2 separate regions of the Homo sapiens genome follow, and region 1 is linked to region 2. A link is an interaction called in ENCODE POLR2A ChIA-PET data of the cell type or tissue named here. Cell type or tissue: MCF 10A. All regions are shown on one strand. Each heading gives the region's core, and the rest is flanking DNA. Links, peaks and the distances in the headings are about the cores only.

The links. Peaks named below come from ENCODE experiments on the same cell type or tissue, not always from the same donor. Only the 100,000 strongest peaks of a DNase experiment are listed, where the experiment ranks them.
Region 1: POLR2A ChIA-PET joins it to region 2 with 5 read pairs; 3 of 35 experiments call an interaction of 5 or more read pairs at or near these places.

Annotation. Positions count from the first base shown.
Region 1 is chr5:142,842,180-142,853,753 of GRCh38, reverse strand. The region is part of intron 1 of ARHGAP26 (Rho GTPase activating protein 26); the gene reads right to left. Among named protein-coding and RNA genes, the nearest start is that of ARHGAP26-AS1, 21 kb to the left of the region's middle. In MCF 10A, for the core only: no CTCF peak of the experiment used is centred there; no DNase peak of the experiment used is centred there.
Region 2 is chr5:142,639,124-142,650,697 of GRCh38, reverse strand. All of the region lies in intron 1 of FGF1 (fibroblast growth factor 1), which reads left to right. Among named protein-coding and RNA genes, the nearest start is that of FGF1, 41 kb to the left of the region's middle. RefSeq lists an enhancer at 4,894-6,093 and a promoter at 6,218-6,562. In MCF 10A, for the core only: no CTCF peak of the experiment used is centred there; a DNase peak (open chromatin) is centred at 5,587.

The DNA of each region.
Region 1 (11,574 bases), core at 2,559-6,558, 200 kb before region 2:
CTACAGCATCTGAGAACGTGGAGTCAAGGCTACTCTGAGGGATTTTCAACATCATGATAGACAACGATTTGTTGAAAGCTTACTCTGTGCTAGCCCCCAAGTGCTTTCAAAGATATTATTCATTCAACTCTCCCCAAATCCCTACAAGGTAGATACTATTGTTTAAATCCCTTTTACAAAAGGGAAAATTGCCAGTAAGTGATAGAACCAAGGTGAAAACCCAGAAGCCTGACTCTAGAACCCTCAATACAAAATCTAAGCTAGGCTGGGCATAGTGGCTCACGTCTATAATCCTAGCACGTTGGGAGGCCAAGGCAGGTGGATCACTTGAGGTCAGGAGTTTGAGACCAGCCCGGCCAACATGGTGAAACCTCATCTCTATTAAAAATACAAAAATTAGCTGGATGTGGTGACACATGCCTGCAGTCCCCGCTACTTGGGAGGCAGAGGTAGGGGTAGGGGGATCACTTGAGCCCAGGAGGCGGAGGTTGCAGTGAGCCAAGATGGTAACAGTGCACTCCAGCCTAGGCGACAAAAGAAGACCCTGTCTCAAAAAATAATAATAAAATTAAAAAATAAAATCTAAGCTACCATAAAGATAAGTTCTCACCAATCACCCCAGAAACCCACTTCAGAGTCTAAGTACTTCTTCTGGGCCAAACTGAGAATCAGCTGACACTGCTCTCTGCTGAGTAGACTCTCTGGCCTCCCCTCATCAGTACTTCCTCCACCTTTGGAGCTCGATAAAGGCAAGCTTGAGAAATGAGGGAGGTCAAAGGTTTCAAAGCAGCAGGCCTCTGCAAAAGAGAGACTCTGATATCTCTGTGCCAAAGGAGAGGCTCAATGTCATGGTGCTTCAACAGGACATGCAGAGACAGCAGCTCGAATCCCTGACTGCAGGCAGAGCGACACACAAGGCTTCTACATGGTAAACTCTGTTTTGTTGGTCTTTTAGAACGTAAGTAAGTCACCAACTTACTGAGTGAGATCATGTTATCATGATGACAGAGTTCCAGGGAAACACAGACCTCCTCTGGATCAAAGAACCTTCCCATTGTCTCCTTCCAAGACACTCGACCAAATCATGGAAAACCAATTCAACTGCTGGCAGTCCACAGGCAGCAAGCAGCCAAAATGCATCAACATGCGAGAATGCATGTGAGATGTGAACAGAAATCCCGACTGTTACAAGCCATAGGCATCCATATTAATAGCACGAATGCTATAATTAGTCATTTAGGGAAAAATAAAATAAATCTGCTCCAAGACAGTCTCCCTGAATTTTGTAAGAGTTAGAAGGATGGTTTTAAGATTGCTGATCCTGCCATGCTGACTTGCTTTCCCAAGAATGCCTTTGACCTTAGCCAGCACTAGTAAAGAACTCAGCAATGCCTGTGAGGAGGGCCAATTCCATGTCCCCAGAGGACAATGAGGTCCCCTCAACAATACTCACTAACATATGTGAGCATCCCACAACACTGCAAAGGCTGAATGACTCCCACCTGAGATCTGTCCCTTCTAAACTACCTCTGACCGCTCAGAGGCCCTGCAGGCCAAACTACCTCTCTGATGCTTTGCCGGCGGCTGCATACCTCACTCTTTCTTTTCTCTTTAACATTCCTCTGCACAGCATTACTTGCCTCTTCACAGAAAACCTATCCAACCCTCTAGAACAAGTGCTTATCATTATTTTATCAAGTTCCGGAAGGAGCGAGACTGTCAGCAAACCCAAACTATTGCTAGAGGACAGCTGAATTTCTGGTCAACATGAATCATCTTTCCAAGACTGGGGAGGGACTGTGTGCCTATGTAGAGTGAACCCTGGAAATAGCCAGACTCCATGAATAACCTGCTATGACCTCAGGCAAGTCTCTGGACCTCTGTATGACAAAGTGTGAAATTAATAGGCAGAAATAAAGTCAACCTGACAAAGATGAGGGAGAAGAGAAGGCCATGCCGAAAGAGCACCAGGTGCACAAGACCATGTGGCTGGAGAAAACACAGCAACTAAAGGCCAGCACGTGGGAGAAAGGGCAGGGGTGGTGAGACCAGTGTAAAACGGGAGGGAGGGGGCGGCCACATAGGGCCTAAAGGATTATAACCAATTCTGCACAGCTGCCAGGGAGACACCAGTTCCATCAGTGATCCATAAATAGTTGGGAGTTACCTTCTGATTATGAGGTAAAACTCAGTTCTTGTGCATGAGCCTATGAGGGGCAAAATGCCAAGCTGTTCATAATAAAACAACTGAACTGAACTACTAAAATTACAATCTCAAGCCTGGATATGGTAGAATAATGTTTGCTAACAAGCTAATGCCTGATGTTATCTTAGCTAATGTCAAAAATGTATTTTCCGGCTGGGCGCAGCGGCTCACGCCTGTAATCCCAGCACTTTGGGAGGCCGAGGCAGGCAGGTTACCTGAGGTCAGGAGTTCAAGACCAGCCTGGCCAACATGGAAAAACCCCGTCTCTACTAAAAATACAAAAATTAGCCGGGCATGGTGGCACACATCTGTAATCCCAACTACTCGGGAGGCTGAGGCAGAAAAATCGCTTTAACTCGTGAGGCAGAGCTTGCAGTGAGCCGAGATCATGCACTGCACTCCAGCCTGGGCAACAGAGTGAGACTCTGTCTCAGGAAAAAAAAAAAAAAAATGTATTTTCCATGGGAACAAAAATACAAAATCCACTCATCTGTGAAACAATTAAATTATTTCATCATTAAATCCATCCTGATTAATCTGTAGTGTAAACTATTCGTGTCTCAGAGGTGATACAAAAATCTTCCTGTGGCCTGGTTGACACTGCATATCGAGCTTATCCACCACTCTAATGCTAGACATTTGCACAGTAGAAGCATTGGCTATACCAGTGATTCTCTTAAAATCCTTTCTCTTTAAAGTCCTTTCAGATCCATTGGCTATCCAGCTAATAGCTATTCCTTATTTGCTACATATGAGGCACAGGGCTCTGCATAATACAAAACTAAAATGTATGCAGACTGAAGAAGTTAGCAGCCTAATGAGAAGGGAGGAGGTAGAAATAGGACTAATAGAGGACCTACTATGTGTCTGACATTGACTTATACCATCTCCTTCAATCCTCCCAAGAGCTCAATCAGGAAGGCATCATTATACCTATTTTACGGAGAGACTGAGGCTCAGAGATATTAAGAAACTTTTCCACCTTATATAGCTAATAACTTCGAAAGTTTGTATGCAAGTATAGGTCTGACTCCTAATTTACTCTTAACAACTCTACCATGCTTCAAAAATACAGAATGTTGTTTTTTTGTGTGTTTTGTTGTTGTTGTTGTTGTTTTTAATGCTGGTTGCAAGAAAAAGAAAAAGCAGTAAGCACCATAGAGAGAGAGAGAGAGCATCTGTAATAAGAATTCAGTCAGAGGAGAAACTGCCCCCACTGAAAGGATGATGTTCCTCTAAGGAAGGAGGAGTTAAACTGGTCACAAAGGAATTGACCAAGGAGAGATGGGGAGAATAACCCCTATGGGAAGAGGGGACAATTTAAACAAAAGCACAGAGGCAGGACACTGGGCTGCACACACGGGAAATAGTAGGGCCAAAAGAAGGGGACAAGCCATAGGCAGAGCAGGAGAGGTAGGCAGAGCTCTGAAGAGGCCTAGGGAACACAATGAGGGCATGAGGCTGCAGGAGGCAGCAGAGCAGAGTCTCTGTCTCCACAGAGGAAGGGAAGGAAAGATCCAAGTGAGGTGGCTCTGGCTGGGGCCTAGTTTAGAGGTAGCCAGGGTCTGAACCAGCAGTGGTTGGCGTGGTGAGAAGAGTGTGTGCAGAAGAACACCCGTGGGGTTTGGGGACTAACTGGGTGAAACAAATCATCACATGTGGGTCCAGAGGTTGTGCCTGGATGACGGGGACAGCAACAGCATTTTTAACAGAAACAGGGAGCATGGGAGGTGAAGCAGACTGGAGGAAAGAGGACAGAAACACGGCAGGATTGAGGCACCAGCAATGCATACAGATTAGAGATGCCAGCAGACATCAAGAAACTAAAGAACTGGAGAGGGGCTGGGGCTGCCAGAGGGAAGTCTAGGAGTCATGTTCATGTGGGTGGTGGCAGAAGCTAGGGACTGGAGAGATTAGTGACAAAGAGAGGCAGACCTTCTGGTTGGGGAGGAGAAGCCCACAAGGAAGGGAACCTTGAGAAGATCCACAGGACAAAGAAGGTGAGCAAGGAAGGGACGTTCAGAAGGGGATGAATGAAGCATGGAGAGCACACTGTCAATGGAGGAGGAGAGAATTTCAACACAGAGAAGGAATGTTAGCAAAATCTCACGGCGGCTGTTTGAAAGTATGCACACCTTCTCAAGCACCATTTGTCTTTTTAAAAGAAAAGCCAAATACAAATGGAAATGCTCTGGGAGGGGAGAGATAAGAGGTGTGCCTCCCCTGCTCTGAAGTCTTGGGTCTTTTTGGTGTGAGAACCTGTCTTACCCAAGAGTGAGAACACAAGAGTCCACACCTACTTCACAATGAAAACCTACTGGAATTGCTTTAGCTAGTGAAAATTATCCTGAGATGGTTTCAATCTTTCAAATCATTTGTCAAAACTGCTGACCTTGACTCCCATCCCTTTATGCCCTTCTAAAGTGTTGTTTGTGGCTCAGAGAAGAGGGTAATAAACACATTTGATAAAAAATCAAGTTAGAGTTGGGCATGGTATCACCATGGAACCAATAAACAACATGGAAGAGACTTCCAGTAAATTTCAGATCATTACCTCTAGTTTAAAACCAATTTAGTGCAAAGATAACCAATTGCTCCTGAGATCTCTAACACACCCATGTTTGTCCTCTGACAGTCATTACTTAGTAGGGCCAAGAAACCAAGTAGGCGGGAAAGAAAGAGCTGCCTGGCCCATAAATCGGATGCCCACTGGTTAATTCCCACAAGCCATGGCTAGGTTACATAGTGAGGGAGCAGGCCCCTGTCTTAAGGAACTTCCAATTTTGTAGACTGCTACAGGAAAACCTAACATATAAAAACCATGCAAAGAATCATATACAGAATTAGGGTACAGATGTTCAAAACTAATGCCATCCTTTGCCTCACTAAGGACTCATTATAAGCAAAATTCTTTCACACTGTGCTCACCTCGGCAGCTTCCACGCCACCTACACAACTATGATGTTCACACAGCCTTACTCTAACACATATGTTAGACAAAGTGAGGAGCGCCTGCACTCAGCTGATGTGCCAAGGCTGGAGAACCACCTATGGTGAGAATCTGACCACAGAAAACAAGGAAGAACTGGAAGGGAGTAAAGGAGGAAAATGGGACTGGGAAAACCACAGGGCCACACACGCTATTCACTTCAAACAAGCTTTTGTTTGGTTCAAGGTTCTGTGGTCTTAAATTTAAAAGACCCCGGGGAGTGATGGCCACCCAGTCCTGTAATCTCCTATTACCATAAGCAATGTTGACCAAACAGCTCAGAGAGTATCAGATTCACTGTCCAGATAAAACCAAAACTAGTGTCTAGAGCAACTTACAGTTTAATACCAGGCGGCTGAGAGAGCTAGCCTTTTGCAATACAAATGAAAGAATTCCACGTCTCACTGTGGGCAGAAATCAACTTCTCCAACTGAAGTTCAAAATTCCTTTCTCCCAGATCACTCCCCTTCACCAACTAAAGCTTGCCACCTTCAGACACTGCCATTCAATTGGATTGAACAACTGTGTGTGGAGCCCCTCCCAGGTGGTAGGCACTCTTCTAGGACAGAACTAACCCAGCCCAGCCCCTGCCCTCATGGGCTTACACAGCCCCACCTCTGCTCTGAATCAGGATGCCTGAGCTCACACACAACCCAATTCTCAACCCTGAGTATCTTCCCTGATGTTCACTCCACCAGCAATGTTGCACTTCCCCACCTCCAGGTGTCCAGATGGGCCAAACCTCCAAATGCCATCTCATCCATGGAGTCCTCCCAGGCCCACGCCAGTCCACCTGCAGCACTGCCCACCACCCATACAACACAGGTGCTGCTTCTCTCCCTTGAGCCTCTTCGTGGCACTCTATTTGTGCCACCTAATGGCAGTTAAGACATCATCATCCTGGCCGGGCACGGTGGCTCACGCCTATAATCCCAGCACTTTGGGAGGCCGAGGTGGGCGGATCACCTGAGGTCCGGAGTTTGAGACCAGCCTGACCAACATGGAGAAACCCCGTCTCTACTAAAAATACAAAATTAGCCAGGCATGGTGGCGCATGCCTGTAATCCCAGCTACTCCGGAGGCTGAAGCAGGAGAATGGCTTGAACCCGGGAGGCAGAGGTTGCTGTGAGCCGAGATCGCGCCATTGCACTCCAGCCCGGGCAACAAGAGCAAAACTCCGTCTCAAAAAAAAAAAAGACATCTCCATCCTTTGCTGTATTCGCTGTGTGACCTAAGCTGAGGCAGCTTCCCCAAGGCTCAGGTTCTGTATATTGAAAACAAGGAGATAACAGTACCTAATAATAGTAATTTTAAAAATAGCCACCTTTTATTGAGATCTTACTGTGTATCAGAGAAATGCTGTGAAATTTACAAACATTGTTTCATTTGACTCTCAAAATCCCATGAGACAGGCACTGTTATCCCCGTTTCACAGATGAGAAAACAGAAGGTGAGAGAGGCACAGTGATTTGCCCAAGGTGCACCGAGAGCAAGCAACAGAGCTGAGATTCTCACTCTGGCAGCCCCACATGGGGCCCTTCATGAATCACCCCCCGCTACCCATTTTTTCACAGACCCCTTCTTAGGTTTCCTACCCACCTCATAAGGTTGTTCTGAGATAAGACGTGAAAAGTCCTTAGCACACCGAGTGGTTCTGGATCTCACTGTCCCCCCATGGTATCCTCCTTTAAGGGAGAGTTATTCACATACATGTATGCTTTAAGCATACTAATCAATACATATTGAATTAATGAATGAAGAAAGAGAAAACAAGACTAAAGGACATCTGCCAAACTACTCAAATAAGATACCAAAGTGTCTTACAAGTGGTTACTCAACATCCTATATATAGATTCTCACAGGACAGCACAAAATGTAAGTCTCTTTTGCTCCCAAATGTCTATGAGATGCAGTCTTCATTCTGGGGTATAAAGGGGAAGTGGCAGGGGTGGTCACAGCAGAGGAGTGAGCAGGAATGACATAGCACATCCTAGAAGCAGCAGGCCCAGTTCTGCAGCCCTTACTAAGATAAAATCCCCACTGAAGGGAAATCCCATCCAAATCCTCTTTGCCAGAGAGGAGAAGAAGGTCAAACAGACTAATCCTCAAAAAGACCTGAAATTCTGGCTCACCTGGGCCACACCAAAAGACATTCCCCTGGGAGCAAGAGACAGGCACGAAAGGTGGCATGCCCCACCCTCCCACCTATGCACTGGTGACTCCTCCTCACCCGACACATATACCTCGGCACCCCTCTGAGCTTGGATACAACTCCAGCCATGTGACCTTGGAAAGGTCTCAGGCCCGTGAGATAATACCAGAACCACCCTCACACAGGTAACTGTGGCCCAACAGGTAATACACAAAGCCAGCGTCTGGCATATAACTCAACATGAGTCAGCTATAAATGTGAGCAGACAATGGTGATACAGAGACCCAAACGCTGCAGTACACTGCCCTCCCTTGAAACTAATGCGTGGCTTTCACACATGGATACCTTAGGTAGCCAGTTTCACTGCGGTGCACAAAATAAACCTCTTTGACCATAACAACAAAAAAATCAAAACGTGATTGGTCTCACAGGGGAAAAAAAGGCATGTGAGTGAAGTGTGGGTGAGGAAACAAGGAGAAAATGCAGGCAGGGAAATGGAAAAAAAGAAAAGGATGCAGCCTGACCAACTGCTGACAAGCCAAGAGCTGAGCTTGGGGAGGAAGTAGAGGCAGGTCTCTGTGGGGACTCAGAGCTTAGTCTATCAAGAAGAGAGATGTGAGGGGTCAGTCATGTCCCTGAAGCCATCATGGTGAGGACCTGCCAGCCAGAAGACAGGGCCGCCAGTTATCTGGACACCAGCCAGAGCTGACACTCAGCTGCTTTAGCTGATTTTAGTACTGAGAAGCTGATATGTGTCTGTACATAAACAGTACACACAGAAGCCTCTTCCTTTTCTAAAAATACACGGGTCTGCAGTTCAGCACTGAGAAGGCCACCTAGAGCACATAACAAAGACAGTAACTGCGGATGTCTGGCCACCAGAAGGAAAAGCATTTCCTTTATCAGCAAAGGGCGTGAAGTCACCCTTTACCCCAGAGGCCTGACTCCATCTAGGGGAACTGCATGGCACAGAAGACCTCCATGATTTCAGAGAGCTGACCTGACTCCCACCTTGGACATTTGCTATTCTTAACTGCTCTGAGACTCAGCTTCCTCATCTGTGAAGCAGGGTGATAACAAATACCCACCCGGAAGCATTCTTCTAAGGATGAGAAATAATGAATGCAAACCACCTAGACACAGTTCCTGGTACAGAACAGACGATCAACACACAGTAGCTTGGTTCTTCCTAAAATCCCAGAGTCTTTGCTGCTCCCTCTCCTCTCATCCCTGAAATAACCCAACTGAGGAAGAGAAAGACTGATTTTCCCTGCTCTCGTAGCAGCCTCCCTCAAGAGCTGCAGCTCCTCAGGATATTCCTGGTGCTTGTTCTGGGCAGCAACACAGGCCAAGAAATCAGGAGTCTGCTCACTAGCGAACGGAGGAGAAGACGAAAAGGAAGTGCATCCCTCCAGTCCTCACAGAGGGCTCCTCCACACGTGCTGGTCTCAGTTAAGTTCAGCAGGCATCAGAGAGCAGGGGAGGAATAGCCTGCAAAACGGGGGCTACCATCCTACAATCAATTAAAAGAGTTCTTTTTTTTTTTTTTTTTGAGACGCAGTCTCACTCTGTTGTCCCAGCTGTAGTGCAGTGGTGTGATCTCGGCTCACTGCAACCTCCACCTCCCAGATTCAAGCGATTCTCTTGCCTCCGCCTCCCAAGTAGCTGGGATTATAGGAGCCCACCACCAGGCCCGGCTAATTTTTATATTGACAGGATGTCATCATGTTGACCAGGCTGGTCTCAAACTGCTGACCTCAGGTGATCCACCGCCTTGGCCTCCCAAACTGCTGGGATTACAGACGTGAGCCACTACGCCCAGCCTAAAAGAGTTCTTATTCTGGAGTTCTCAAAGAGCTCTAGAAGGTCCTGGCCCTGAACCCTCTGAAATTGAAAATGAATTTTGGGTAAAGAGGCTTTTTCTTGGGAAATTGTCCTGAACTTTCATCATATTTCAAAGTCTTTGACACTACCCTCAAAAAGAAAAAAAAAAAAGCTTTAAAACTGCTAACTCATTCATGGAAAACAAGAATGTCTGAGAAAGACTAATATAAAGCACTGGGCACTGTGGCTCACACCTGTAATCCCAGCACTCTGGGAGGCCGAGGCAGGCGGATCACCTGAGGTCAGGAGTTTGAGACCAGCCTGGTCGATATGGCGAAACCCCATCTCTACTAAAAATACAAAAATCAGCCAGGTGTGGTGGTGGGTACCTATAATCCCAGCTACTCAGGAGGCTGAGGCATGAGAATCGCTCAAACCCAGAAGTGGAGGTTGCAGTGAGCCGAGATCGTGCCACTACACTCTAGCCTGGGGAATAGAGCAAGACTCTGTCTCAAAAAAAAAAAAAAAAAACTCACTTTTAGCTCACATGTAATGATACTTGTCAAGTATCTTATTATATATTAACTCACTTAGTCCCCACAACAATGGAAGGAGACAGTTATCATCTCTAGATGAGGAAACCAAGGCTCAGGAGCACACCACTTCCCAAGACCCCATAACTAACAAATGGCAGAGCCAGGACTCAGCCCTAAGAATGCATGAAGCCAAAGCTCAGGCTCTTCATCACCATATCACAGTGTCACCTTCTGCAGATCAAGCCCCAGATTTTATAAACTAAAAGGAAAAGTGGAAGGAAAGAAGGTAGAGGTTATGAGAGATTGGTTAGAACCTGACTTATAATTCAATGCTTTTTCTACTATATCCACCGTGCCCCATGTCTTCATACAACTCATACTGAGAAATGTTTTAATCATCAAAAAAAAACACGCCATAAGGAAGTGTAGTGGTACCATAAAACCCTCAGCTTCCTTGCAGAAAAACAGGGATTATACGTCACTACTCCATAGGTATGTCACTGAGATTAAAAGGAGGCAAAATGTGCAAAGCACGTGGGTTTGCCTGGCATGTCTGGCACGGAGTAAGCACTCAATGAATGGTAGGCATCATTGTAATCATGACAATCTAGTGAAACAGCATGCCTTAGCAATCAAAGGTATCATCTTTATGTGGATGAACCCTACATTAGTTGCTTCAATGAGCCCATGTCCCTGCATCCCTGAACTCCACTCAGTGTCAGAAAGACACAGGCCTCAATTTGGCTCCCAGGAGTGATCACACTCTTTGCCTCAGCTGCATGCTTGGGAAGCAACAGCAGCAGCAGCCAGAGAGACTTGGGAGCATGCCTGGGTCCCAGAGCCAACTATCCAACATCATCTGAGGTGCCAAAAGGTCTTGGAAACCTCCAGTGTGATTACAGGGGGTAGGGAACATTCATGGCAAGCTTTTCCAGACATAGAAAGCAACCCAGAAAATAAGTATAAGAAGTTGCCAAAGGCGGGGTAGGTCCACCTCTGAGCCAGATATGCCAACAGAAGAAAAAGCCAGGGTATGGGGGAACAAAGGTTTGGGGGACCTTTGAATCACGTCCCCTACATCCCTACAAGAAGTCGATCTAACTGATGTGATTCTTCAAGGAGGATAATTTTCATGAGTTTGTCCCACAAGAATATACCATCACTAGTATAATCTCTGAAGTCTCCACACATAAGACAATTATTCACAGTAACAGCTGCCATTCATTTATTAAACAATTACGTTCTAAGCCTATTGCATATATTACCTCCTATAATCCTCCTCCAAATGAAATGTTGAGGGAATTTCCATTCTGATTTTACAAATGGGAAATTGGCCTCAGAAATGTTAAGTGCCTGCCCAAAGACATAGGGCTGATAGGTGACAAGACAGATTTCTAAATCCCATGCTCTACTACTACGCACTTTTAGATCAATTATTGGGTTTCACCTGTGGGACCTCTAGGCATGTTTTTCTCCTAGTCCTTCCCGACACACAGGGATGAACTTATTCTATTCTATCCTACTCCACAAGATTTCTTGTGCTGGGTGCTGAACCTAAGAATAAACTGCACTAACCAGAGGTTCTGCTATGCTTAGAAGCACACAAGACGGGGGCATAAATGACACAAAGTATGGGTGAGGTAGATATTAACAGGTAGAAGGAATGGAAGAAGCGGCCACAAACCTTCTGTCCCACAGACTACATACCCAGATAACTCCACACTCCTCTCTTTTCAAGAACAATTTCAAGAAACATGCCGCTTCAGAACACAAAAAAATTCTTGAAATGTTGGTGGAGGATCTAAAGAATAAGGAAAGGTGACCACAGAAGAATGCAGGGGAAATATCACTTGAAAAAAGCAAACAT
Region 2 (11,574 bases), core at 3,910-7,909:
TACATAGTGTGTGTGTGTGTGTATATATACACACACACACATATAAAGTGTATATGCATTGATTATAAAGGGGTCAAACAATAACAGTCATGAGCATCATTCTCCCTGCCATCATCATTTATTGGCCACTTAAGAAGTTTAGGTTCTGGGTTAAGCAGGTTACTGAAGCCTTAAATCATTTGATCTTCTTAAAATTCCTAGGAGGTAAGTACTGTAATTACTACCCTTCTGCCGATGAGGAAACTGAAGCTCAGAGAGGCTACATAACTTCCCAAGGGCACACAGCCACTAAGTGAGTGGTGAGGCCAGGTTATCAGAATTCACAGACCTCGTTTTAAACTACCATGTTCACCTTGACTGTCTTTCTGAACCTTTTGCAATGTTATCTTGATAAATGTCATGGATTCCCTCTCTCTTCTTTAAAGGAGAATGAGTAACACAAATGTCACGCCCTAGCATGGTGCCTGGCATAGAAGAGCAGTCAGTCAATGTCATCTCCATCCCTCCCCCTGCACGCCCTTACTCCACTTTCCCCTTCTCCTTCTCAGAGGAAACATCTGTCTATCCAGTGCCTCCCAAACTGGAAGATGCCTAAAAATCACCTGGGGATGTTTATTGCAATGTAGATTCCCAGGCCTGACCCATGAAGATTCTGATTCACTAGAGCTGAGGTGGGGCCCAGGAATCTGCATTTTAAAAACAAATGTCCCATGGACTACACTTGATCTTAGCCAAAAGGCCAAGATGTGATCAAATGTCTCATGTAATTCTGATTTTGTTGTTCCTTGGGTCATACTTTGGCAAACACCAATCTGTGGGTTTTTAAAGAAAATTGTTTTTTTCTTACTTAAGAGAACTGTTAAAAGTGTATACGGTAAAACAAAAGTCAGAAAGTTTAAAAGAGTAGACAGTAAAAAGCATCTCTCCCCATGGATAAAGATGATCATGGCAGCAGTTTTGGTAATAGTGAAAAATTAAAAACAAAATGTCCGGCCGGGCGTGGTGGCTCACACCTGTAATCCCAGCACTTTGGGAGGCTGAGGTGGGCGGATCATGAGGTCAGGAGATTGAGACCATCCTGGCTAACATGGAGAAACCCCATCTCTACTAAAAATACAAAAAAATTAGCCGGGCGTGGTGGCAGGCACCTGTAGTCCCAGCTACTCAGGAGGCTGAGGCAGGAGAATGGCGTGAACCCGGGAGGCAGAGCTTGCAGTGAGCAGAGATCGCGCCACTGCACTCCAGCCTGGGCGACAAAGCGAGACTCCGTCTCAAAAAAAAAAAACAATGTCCACCCCTAGAGATTATACATAAATGCAAGGTAGGCTATTTGCAAGATGAGAATGTACTTATAGTAGTGATAATAAATATAAATAATGTATGAAAGTGAATAATCCCAGAAATAATATTGAACAAATGAAGGCAAATTGCAGAACCATCCATCTGGAGCAAGCTGTTGATGTGTGTCACACACACACAATTCATCAGAGCAGTTGCCTCAAGGAAGGGGGATAGAAATGTTATGAAAAAGGGAATCAAGAGCGATCACAACTTTCTAACATTTTATTTCTTTTATATAAATAAAGATCTGAGGTAAATTCCAGAAAACATGAACATTTGTTAAATCAGAGTAAAGTGCACACAGGTGTTTCTTATTTTCCTTTTTGTTTTTCTTAAATTAAAAATAAAAGTAGTCCCTTCGCCCCTGGTCGCCTTGTTTCCTCTCTCGGCCGTCCTGCTATTGTTTTCCTGGATCTGTCTAGGTCTAGGCCTGCCCATGCATTAATAAGCACATACATCTCATCCATATTCTTCATCTGATTCTCTCCGACCTCTTCCAGGGCCTGGTCCTATCGATTAAATTCTCTCCCCATCTTCAAACCGTTCAGTCCCTTTCCCTGCAGGCTTATTCTCCAGTGACAAACATTCTCAGGTCTCTCATTTGAGAAAAGCTTCTCTCCATTCCTCCTCAAGACACTTGTTCTTTTTTTTTTTTTTTTTTTTTTTTGGTTGGTGGGGGACAAATCACTTTTTTTTTATTATTATACTTTAAGTTCTGGGATACATGTACAGAACATGCAGGTTTGTTACATAGGTATACACATGCCATGGTGGTTTGCTGCACCCATCAACCTGTCATCTACATTAGGTATTTCTCCTAATGCTATCCCTCCCCTAGCCCCCCAACCCCCGACAGGCCCCAGTGTGTGATGATCCCCTCCCTGTGTCCATGTGTTCTCATTGTTCAACTCCCACTTATGAGTGAGAACATGCAGTGTTTGGTTTTCTGTTCTTGTGCTAGTTTGCTGAGAATGATGGTTTCCAGCTTCATCCATGTCCCTGCAAAGGACATGAACTCATCCTTTTTTATGGCTGCATAGTATTCCATGGTGTATATGTGCCACATTTTTTTTTATCCAGTCTATCACTGGTGGATATTGGGTTGGTTCCAAGTCTTTGCTATTGTGAACAGTGCTGCAATAAACATACGTGTGTGTGAAGACACTTGTTCTCTTGGTGTGAACACAGTACAAGCTGAGAATCTTTGATCCAAAAAATCGTTAAGTCCAAAATGCTCCAAAATCCAAGTTTTGTTGTTGTTGTTGTTGTTTTGAGATAGAGTCTCACTCTGTCACCCAGACTGGAATGCAGTGGCACGATCTAGGCTCACTGCAACCTCCACCTCCTGGGTTCAAGTGATTCTCCTGCTTCAGCCTCGCAAGTAGCTGGGATTACAGGTGCGCACCACCACGCCCAGCTAATCTTTTGTACTTTTAGTATAGATGGAGTTTCACCATGTTGGCCAGGCTAGTCTCGAACTCCTGACCTCAAGTGATCTGCCCACCTCAGTCTCCCAAAGTGCTGGGATTACAGGCTTGATCCCACCCACCGTGCCCAACCCAAAATCCAAAATTTTTAAGCACTGACATGATGCCACATGTGGAATATTCTACACCTGACCTCATGTGACAGGTCAAAGTCAAAATGCAGTCAAAACTTTGTTTCATGCATAAAATTATTATAAGTATTGTATAAAACTACCTTCAGACTAGGTATATAAAGTGTATATGAAACATAAATGAATTTAGTATTTAGATTTGGGTCCCATCTAAACAGGTAGGAGTGGAGTGGTCTACCATCTTAGGCCCATTGGTGAGGCCCTTTAAATTAGACTGACAAAAGACAAATTAAGAGGAGAACTACAAGTTTATGAACATGTGCATTGTGTGTGCACATGGGAGCACGCAGTACTGACTACCTCAACGCGGTGGTGAGAACTTGGGTTTATATAGCAGCTCAACAGAAGGGCGAAAGATTTTTAGAGAAGTGACAAGACAAAGGAAAAGGACTTCAAGTTTCTAGAGCAGCAAATTTTGAAAGTAAACATATGGGAGAAATGAACAGAGAGGAGGGCTAGTTGGTAAGGTTTGTTCCAGTGGTTAACTTCAGTCTTTCCTGGTGGTGAGGGGGCAACTTCACAAATTTATGCTCTGCTTTTAAGCAAATGAGAAATGGCAGAGAGCCTTATCTGCTTCTTCTCAATTGTCTTCAACTAAAAATAATCGATATGCCAAATTGGCTTATTTGGAGGTTGCATACTCTGCCACCCTTCCCCTCCCTCTCTTCACCACTTTTCTTTCTGTGGGTGCGTGTACATTATACTGGGGCCCTGGAAACTGGTATTGGGTGCTGAAAACTGGTGTTGAGCCCTGATCGTTTTATGACCTTATGCCCAATCTGTCCATGAGGCTTCCTTCAACTCCGATTGATTTATCCTAATACATTTTGCTTCACAGTGGGCCAGGTCCCAGATTCTGAAGTGGGGAAGAAACGATGACAGGGTCAGACATCAGGTGGTGAGGTCTTAGCACACAGGTTCACAGACACATAGAAAAGGAGAGAAAAGGCCGGGCGCAGTGGCTCACACCTGTAATCCTAGCACTTTGGGAGGCCAAGGCAGGTAGATCACGAGGTCAGGAGTTCAAGACCAGCCAGGCCAAGATGGTGAAACCTCGTCTCTACTAAAAACTATAAAAAATTAGCCGGGGCCAGGCGCAGTGGCTCACGCCTGTAATCCCAGCACTTTGGGAGGCCAAGGCGGGCAGAGCATGAGGTCAGGCGTTTGAGACTAGCCTGACCAACATGGCGAAACCCCGCCTCTACTAAAAACACAAAAAGTAGCCGGGCGTGGTGGCACAGGCCTGTAATCCCAGCTACTCGGGAGGCTGAGGCAGGAAAATTGCTTGAACCTAGGAGGTGGAATTTGCAGTGAGCCGAGATTGCGCGCCACTGCACTCCAGTCTGGGGGACAGAGCAAGTCTCCTCTCAAAAAAAAATTAGCTGGGCACGGTGGCAGGCACCTGTAATCCCAGCTACTTCGGAGGCTGAGGCAGCAGAGGTTGCAGTGAGCTGAAATTGCACCACTGCACTCCAGCCTGGGTGACAGAGTGAAACTCTGTCTCCAAAAAAAAAAAAAAAAAAAAAAAAAGGCCAGGTGCGGTGGCTCACGCCTGTAATCCCAGCACTTTGGGAGGCCGAGGCAGGCGGATCACGAGGTCAGGAGATCGAGACCATCCTGGCTAACACACTGAAACCCCATCTCTACTACAAATACAAAAAAATTAGCCGGGTGTGGTGGCAGGCGCCTGTAGTCCCAGCTACTTGGGAAGCTGAGGCAGGAGAATGACTTGAACGCGGGAGGCAGAGCTTGCAATGAGCCAAGATCGCACCACTGCGCTTCAGCCTAGGCGACAAAGCAAGACTCCGTCTAAAACAAACAAACAAAAAAAACAAAAAAACAAAGTAAGGGAGAGAAAGACAAGATAGAAATGAGCAGTGACTGTGGAGGGAGGTTGGGCTGTGGCCTGAGCTCAGGAGAATATCAGAGGTAAAGGATGACTTCTGGAGGAAGTAAGGGTGTGGAAGCTGAGTGAGATTAACACAGAAATAAAACAGAAAGGATGGAGGAGTAATGGAGGCCGTTGGAGGAAGGTGGTAAAAGAACAACTCTGTCAATGACAGCAGCTGTCACCCTACTGAATGTTGATTACATGCCAGGCATTGTGATAAGGATTTGTAGGGATAGTCTTTCTTACTTATCCCAATGCCTCTGTAGTAGGTACTATTATTTTACTCATTTTACAGATGAGGAACTTGAGGATCAGAGAGGTTAGAGGGCTTGCTTGGAGTCACAGAGCTAGTAACTAGAAGAGCTGGGATTGGAACCCAGGTCAGTTGGATGCCAAAGCCCAGGTTCTCATCCACTCCTTCTACCACCTTCCAATATTGACTCAGGGGCATTTCTTCCCACCACGCCTGCTGTAGGCTGAGGAATGCGATGTCTCCCAGCACCCCAAAGAGTGAGGTGCCGTGTGATGAGCTAACTCGGAGGTGTAGCTCAAAAGCCCTGCTATGACTGAGCCGTCTGCCAGGGCTGTGAGTGCTCAGAGTGGAGACGTTCTCATCCGCCATCAGGGAATACTCACTCCATTGTGCTGGCCCCACCTAAATGTTTTTTTATTGCCTGCCCTTCACCATGAGTAATGCCACTTTCCATTTTAAGCTGGGAGCTTCAGGAGATGACTGCATTACAAGCCAGGGTTTAAAGCTAAGAGCTGCCTGGGGGATTACTCACCCATTTCAAGACGCTGCCCACAATGCACCCTCCCACTCAGGATGCTGCTGGAAGATCTTCTTCCTTGCCAAAGCCTAAAAGAAATCTGATTTCCCCTGGAATCCGACTAGGAGTGGTGCCAGAATATCAGAAAGCTGGCGAGTTAACTGGTTCTCCAAGTGGAGCTACCGTGCTTGTTTCTGGTCCTCTCATGTGTGCTAAGGTTTTGTTGCTTGTTCATTCATTTGGCATTTGCTGAGGGTCTACTATGTGCCATGCACTCTGCCCATGATGGAGAGACTATCACAAGCTAAACAGCTTTAGTCCTTGTCCTCAGGGAGCTAACAGTCTGGGGGTGTGGGGATAAACAGACAATTATAGTAAAATATCATAACAGAATATGCTAAATCATATGACATGCATGCTCAGGGAGTTTTGGAAACCAACAGCCAGAGGATTTATACTAAGGTAGGTATGAAGGATGAGGAGGAGCTGGCTTGGTTTCTTAATTGTAAGCAACCAAAATTGACTCTAGAAGGAGAGTTCAGAGAACCTGGGGTTGCTCCCAGAGTCACTGGGAAGGTGTGGTGGCCCCAAATCACACTGCAGGAATGGTCCAGCCAGACCAAGATGTACGTGTGTATGTGTGTGGTGGGGAATGAGGGGGCGGGTGTAACTTTCAAATACATGGGGTGGGGATTCAGATGCCGGGCCGTCAAAAATGATGACAAATTTCCAGAACAGCAGGTAGAATTAGGGAAGGTGTGGAGGAGAAGGCTGTCTCAAAATGACCTAAGATATTCTGAGTCAGAGAAAACAAAAGGAACAGCTTAAAGAGAGCACCAACTCAGTGAGGCAACCAGGCAGTGGGGCCGGCTGGCCAGACTCTTGGGGGATTCCTTAGTGAGTGAGTTCACTGCTCAAAGAAGGGCTTTGCCACTTCTGCAGGGAAGCCAGCCACGGGCCAGCAGGTAAGCATGTTTTAAGGCTTTCCTTTTTTGTTTTAGGGCTCCTGGGGACATTCTGGAAGGCCACAGTTCTCACTACAAGCCTTGAGATTACAGAGCCTAGCTAAGTCGGGAAAATGTTCTCTGCATGAGAATTGGAAAAGATGTTTGGGGGAAGCCAATAGGATAATGATAATAGCCAACTTTTATTGCTTGCGCTAACATGAGCTTACATGCATTATTTCATTTCATACTCATAATAAACCTATCAGTTTAGATGAACAGACTGAGGCACAAGGATTTTAAATGACTTGGCTAAGATCCCATGGTTAGCAAATTGTGGAGCTGGTATGCAAATGTAGATCTGTTTTACTATAACTAAGAGTCTGTTGACAGAAAACATGAAAAAGTGAGGGCCAGATGAAGAAGAATGTTCTGTGCATAATAAGCGATCGGAAGGAAGCCTGATTCCTTAGCGGTCACCTCTCTCATGGGTACAATTTTGAAACTTAAGGTCAGCTGTTGGTCCCTACTGAGAAATTTTCAAATAGAATCCAAAATGGAAAAGCCCTATTTTCCTAGAGGGAGACTTGAGTGAGGAACTTTAGCCAGTAACTCAGGGTATTGCCTCCTAGGTTGCAGCAAGAGGTATATATAGCATTTTAAAATTGATTTTGTCAGAATAATAATTTCTCTGATTATACAAATAATACATGCTCCTTGTAGAAAATTAGGAAAAAATAGAAAAACATAAAGAAGAAAACAAAAATCATCTTTACTGTTAGCACCCAGGAATGGCTTTTGTCATATTTTGGGGTATGTGTGTGTGTGTGTGTGTGTAATTTGTAGTCTCTTTTTCTGATGCATATATGGTGATACTGTCTTTTAAATTACAGTTCTTTATATCTTCGATAATTGTTATGACCTTGATTTAGCCCTTTCCTCAAGGGAGAATTATATCACAACATTCAATTTTGCAAATCTGTTGATAGGCAGTACAAGCTGGTTTCTTCAAATGAGGAGGCAGAAGCCATGGAGCCTCCTGGGGTGCGTTGGATATAGTGTATGTGAAAGTGCCTAGTTCTTTAAGAAAAACTTGGTTTTTCCTTATTTGTTAATATTTCTAGCTGGTAAGCATTGCCTAAACAAATGTTTAGCATAATGACTAACCTAATCAGGCAACCATATATTTATTAGGAGAGATTTATTCCATACTCTAGGCTATGCATGGCATTCATTGATGTTGTGTACACAAAAAAAACAGAAGAGCAGTTTCTAGGACTCAGCTCCAAGTGGAGTCTGTCCTGATCCCACCTCCCCTTCACTGGTCTACAGGATCCCAGGTCTTCCCATCTCCCAGCCAAACATATTTCAAAAAGCCACAGTCCAACACACACAGCTCTTTGGCTCTCTCAGGCAGGTGTGCAGCAAGGCCTTCACAGACCTCAGTGAGCGTCTCCTCTGGGAGCCCACGTGGCTCAAGCCAGCACAAAGCCAGATCTATTTGGTGGCTGCTGTTGTTCACTCTTGGCATACCGTATGCCACCCATTCTTGTCCTTTACCCAGATCATCAAGACAAAGCCCTACCAGTTCAGAAGCCCTGTGTGTTCCCTCTTCATATCTTGATATCTGCTTTGTGTTGGGAGTCAGTGGCCAGTCAAGTGCTTGCATGATGCAGGTGGGTTTGCTGATGCAAACAAAGTTGCTGGCATGTGAGTTTTCTGACCCTGAAAAGGCCCCACAGAACTATCCCCTCAGGCCTTGATCAGGACATTACCCCCAGGCCAAGGGGACAAGGAAAATGAACTTGAGTGTACTTCATAAGTGACAGCCAAGAGGGAACCAAAGCTCCTAGTTCTTCTCTTCCCTTCCTGTCTCCATGTAACCTTTTCTTCCTGGGCCATTCCTGGTCCTGGAGGTAAGGTCACTGCTGACAGCACCCATCTGGTGACCCAGGAAGCCAAGGGTCAGCTGGCTTCTCTGACAGTGGTGGATGCCCTATTGTGCTCCTCCTAGAAGAGGGTTCTCTTAACTCTTGCTTTTCTGCTTTGTTTTCCCATGCTTCATTTGATTTTCTTTTTACTTACAAAAGTAACCAGTTAATTTATGTGTCTATTTGAGAGGTTAATCATCTCCAGTGCCACCTTCAGATCCATTTTTCAGCTCCATGAAATTCATAAGATTCTCTTTACATATTCCATTTGTAAACCGAAACTGAATAATAATTCAGATGCCTGAAATACCTCTTAGCCCTGGGAGTGACCTAATTTCTCAAGATCTCAGTTTTATCATCTGTAAAAATGGAATCATAAGATTCTCTTTACGTATTCCATTTGTAAACCGAAATTGAATAATTATTCGGATGCCTAAAATACCTCTTAGCCCTGGGAGTTAATTTCTCAAGATCTCAGTTTTATCATCTGTAAAAATGGAAATAACACTGTTTATACGGTGGTGCTGCTATAATAAATCATGAGATAACAAAGTACTCAATAATATAGTACAAATAAATTAGATTCAATTCATTACAATATGTTTTTACAACAAATTTACCTTTACAATGACCATCTGTGGCAAGTGATACTGGTTTTTCATTTTCATTATTGATGTCAAGTTCCATTTAAAATGAATTTCAGCTTAAAGTGAAAATACTTCAAAAATACTAATTAAATAAAAAATACATTCTAGCTGTATATATTTAGATTATTCAAGACAAAAACATTCTGAATATATAGAAAATTAACCCCCACAGAAAAAGGAAATGACAAACACAAGAAGAAAAGAAACCCTAAGTGAACCCTAAATCAACCAGCTAACCAGACAGCAGAAATCTCAGATCAAACAAGGACCAAGAGTTGGAGGAAGCACGCAAAATAATTCTCAATGGCTTTTTAACCACTAAGACCAAAACAGCAAAATAGGCAGTTAGTCCTCATTGCCCGATCTTCTTTTTGTGGCCCTCACAACTTCTTTTGTTATCCTGGCCAATCTCCACTGGAAAGTCTCAAAGCATTCAACATTCTCCATTAGAAGAACCACCTAAGTGTGGGATCTCTATACGCCCAAATTATCTTTCCCTTCCCTGCAATCAAAACTCTTCTCCTTTTGTAATATGTATGTCTCCAAAGTGTTATCCAGAAATCCTAGTATTCAACTGAATAAACACCAACAGATATTCACCGAGCATCTACTAAGTATATGGAGAGAGTCTATGTCTGTGGGGGAAGGGAGTGCACAAGATCCAATCCCTGCCTTCGAGGAGTTGAAGATTCCCAAGGGAGGCCAAACGGAGGATGCAAATAGCTCTAATTGCAGGGTAGGATACAGTGACTGCCACAAACAGCCACAGCCAATATGCACAGGATGTCACAGGAGGAAATGACTTTTGGTTTGGTGGGGATGAGGACAGGTTCAGATGGAGGCAGCATTGGTTCTCTGAGAAGCATTTGACTTTAAAAAGATTGTATTAACTCTTGTGCCCTACCCCTCAATTGGTGGATTATTTCGAGTCTCTTGCCTATTCTTGGATAACAGCTGGAAGAAGGTACCGCATCCTGCTGTTTCTTCTCTGAGACAGGCCATCTCCCTGCTCATGCGCATCACAAGCCCACAAGACAGGCTTAGGTGCATGTGGCTCTGTGCACAACCCTGACCCCACCTGGCAAAGGCCTCAGCTCCAATGCCGCTTCTCAGAGAGACCCCCCCCCCCACCATACTCCACCTCCTGGTGCACTCTCCCCTTCCAGCCCCCGTGGGCTCCTTTCTACCAGGAGATACGGGAATTAGCACCATTTTAGATTTTCTTAGCTGTTCACTTTTAAAAATTTAATACCTCCCCCTATAGGAATAAAAATTGACAAGGAAAGCAGGGTCTTTGCTTTTCTTGTTTACCCCTGTGTTCCCAGTGCCTGATAAATCACAGTATTTAATACATATTTGTTGAACGAATTAATGAATAATAGTCTAATTCAGTCTCTTCTTCTCGAGTTTCTTCCTCTCTCTGGTTTGTTTTTGTGAAGAGGGGTCCAGGGTTTTAGAAAATACATATGATTCATTCCAAAGTGACTTAATCAAAAATACTCATACTTGGGTTCAGTATGGCAACTGACAAATTAGCAGAGTTTAACAGACTTTGGTTTGTGAAGAGACTTGAGCCAGCATGCATCTTTTCAGGTAAACTGATATGCAACACTGGATGGGACAGATCATCATTTATCCCTCCCACCATCCTTTCTCTCAACAACTATTTTTTTCCAGCTTTATTAAGGTATTATTGACAAATAAAAGTTGCACATATTTAGGGAATATGATGTGATGTTTTGATCTATGTGTCCATTGTGAAATGATTACTATGATCAAGCTGGTTAACATATCCATCACCTCGCAACATTATCGTTTTGTGTGTGTGTGGTGAAAACATGTCAGATCTACCCTCTTGGCAATCTTCAAGTATACCACACATTACTGACTATAGTCACCATGCTGTACGATAGATCTCTAGAACCTATTCATTTCGTCTAACTGAAACCTTGTACCCTTTAACCAACATCTCATTTCCAGTCACCTCTCCCCAGCTCCTGGCAACCACCATTCTACTCTCTACTTCAATGAGTTTGACTTTTTTTAGATTCCACATATAAGTGAGATCATGTGGTATTTGTCTTTCTGTGTCTGGTTTATTTCACTTAGCATAATGTCCTCTAGGTTCATCCATGTTGTCATAAATGACAGGATTTTCCTCTTTTTATGGATTAATAGTATTCCATTGTCTGTATATACCACATTTTCTTTAGAAGAAATGTGTTACAGATTTCATGTGTGATACAGATGAAATGAAGTGTCCATTTCATCTGTAAATGGACACTTAGGTTGATTCCATATCTTGGCTATTGTGAATAATGTAGCAATGCACACAGGAGTGCAGATATCTATTTGAGATACTGATTGCAATTCCTTTGAATATATACCCAATAGTAGGATTGCTGGATCATGTGGTAGTGCTATTTTTATTT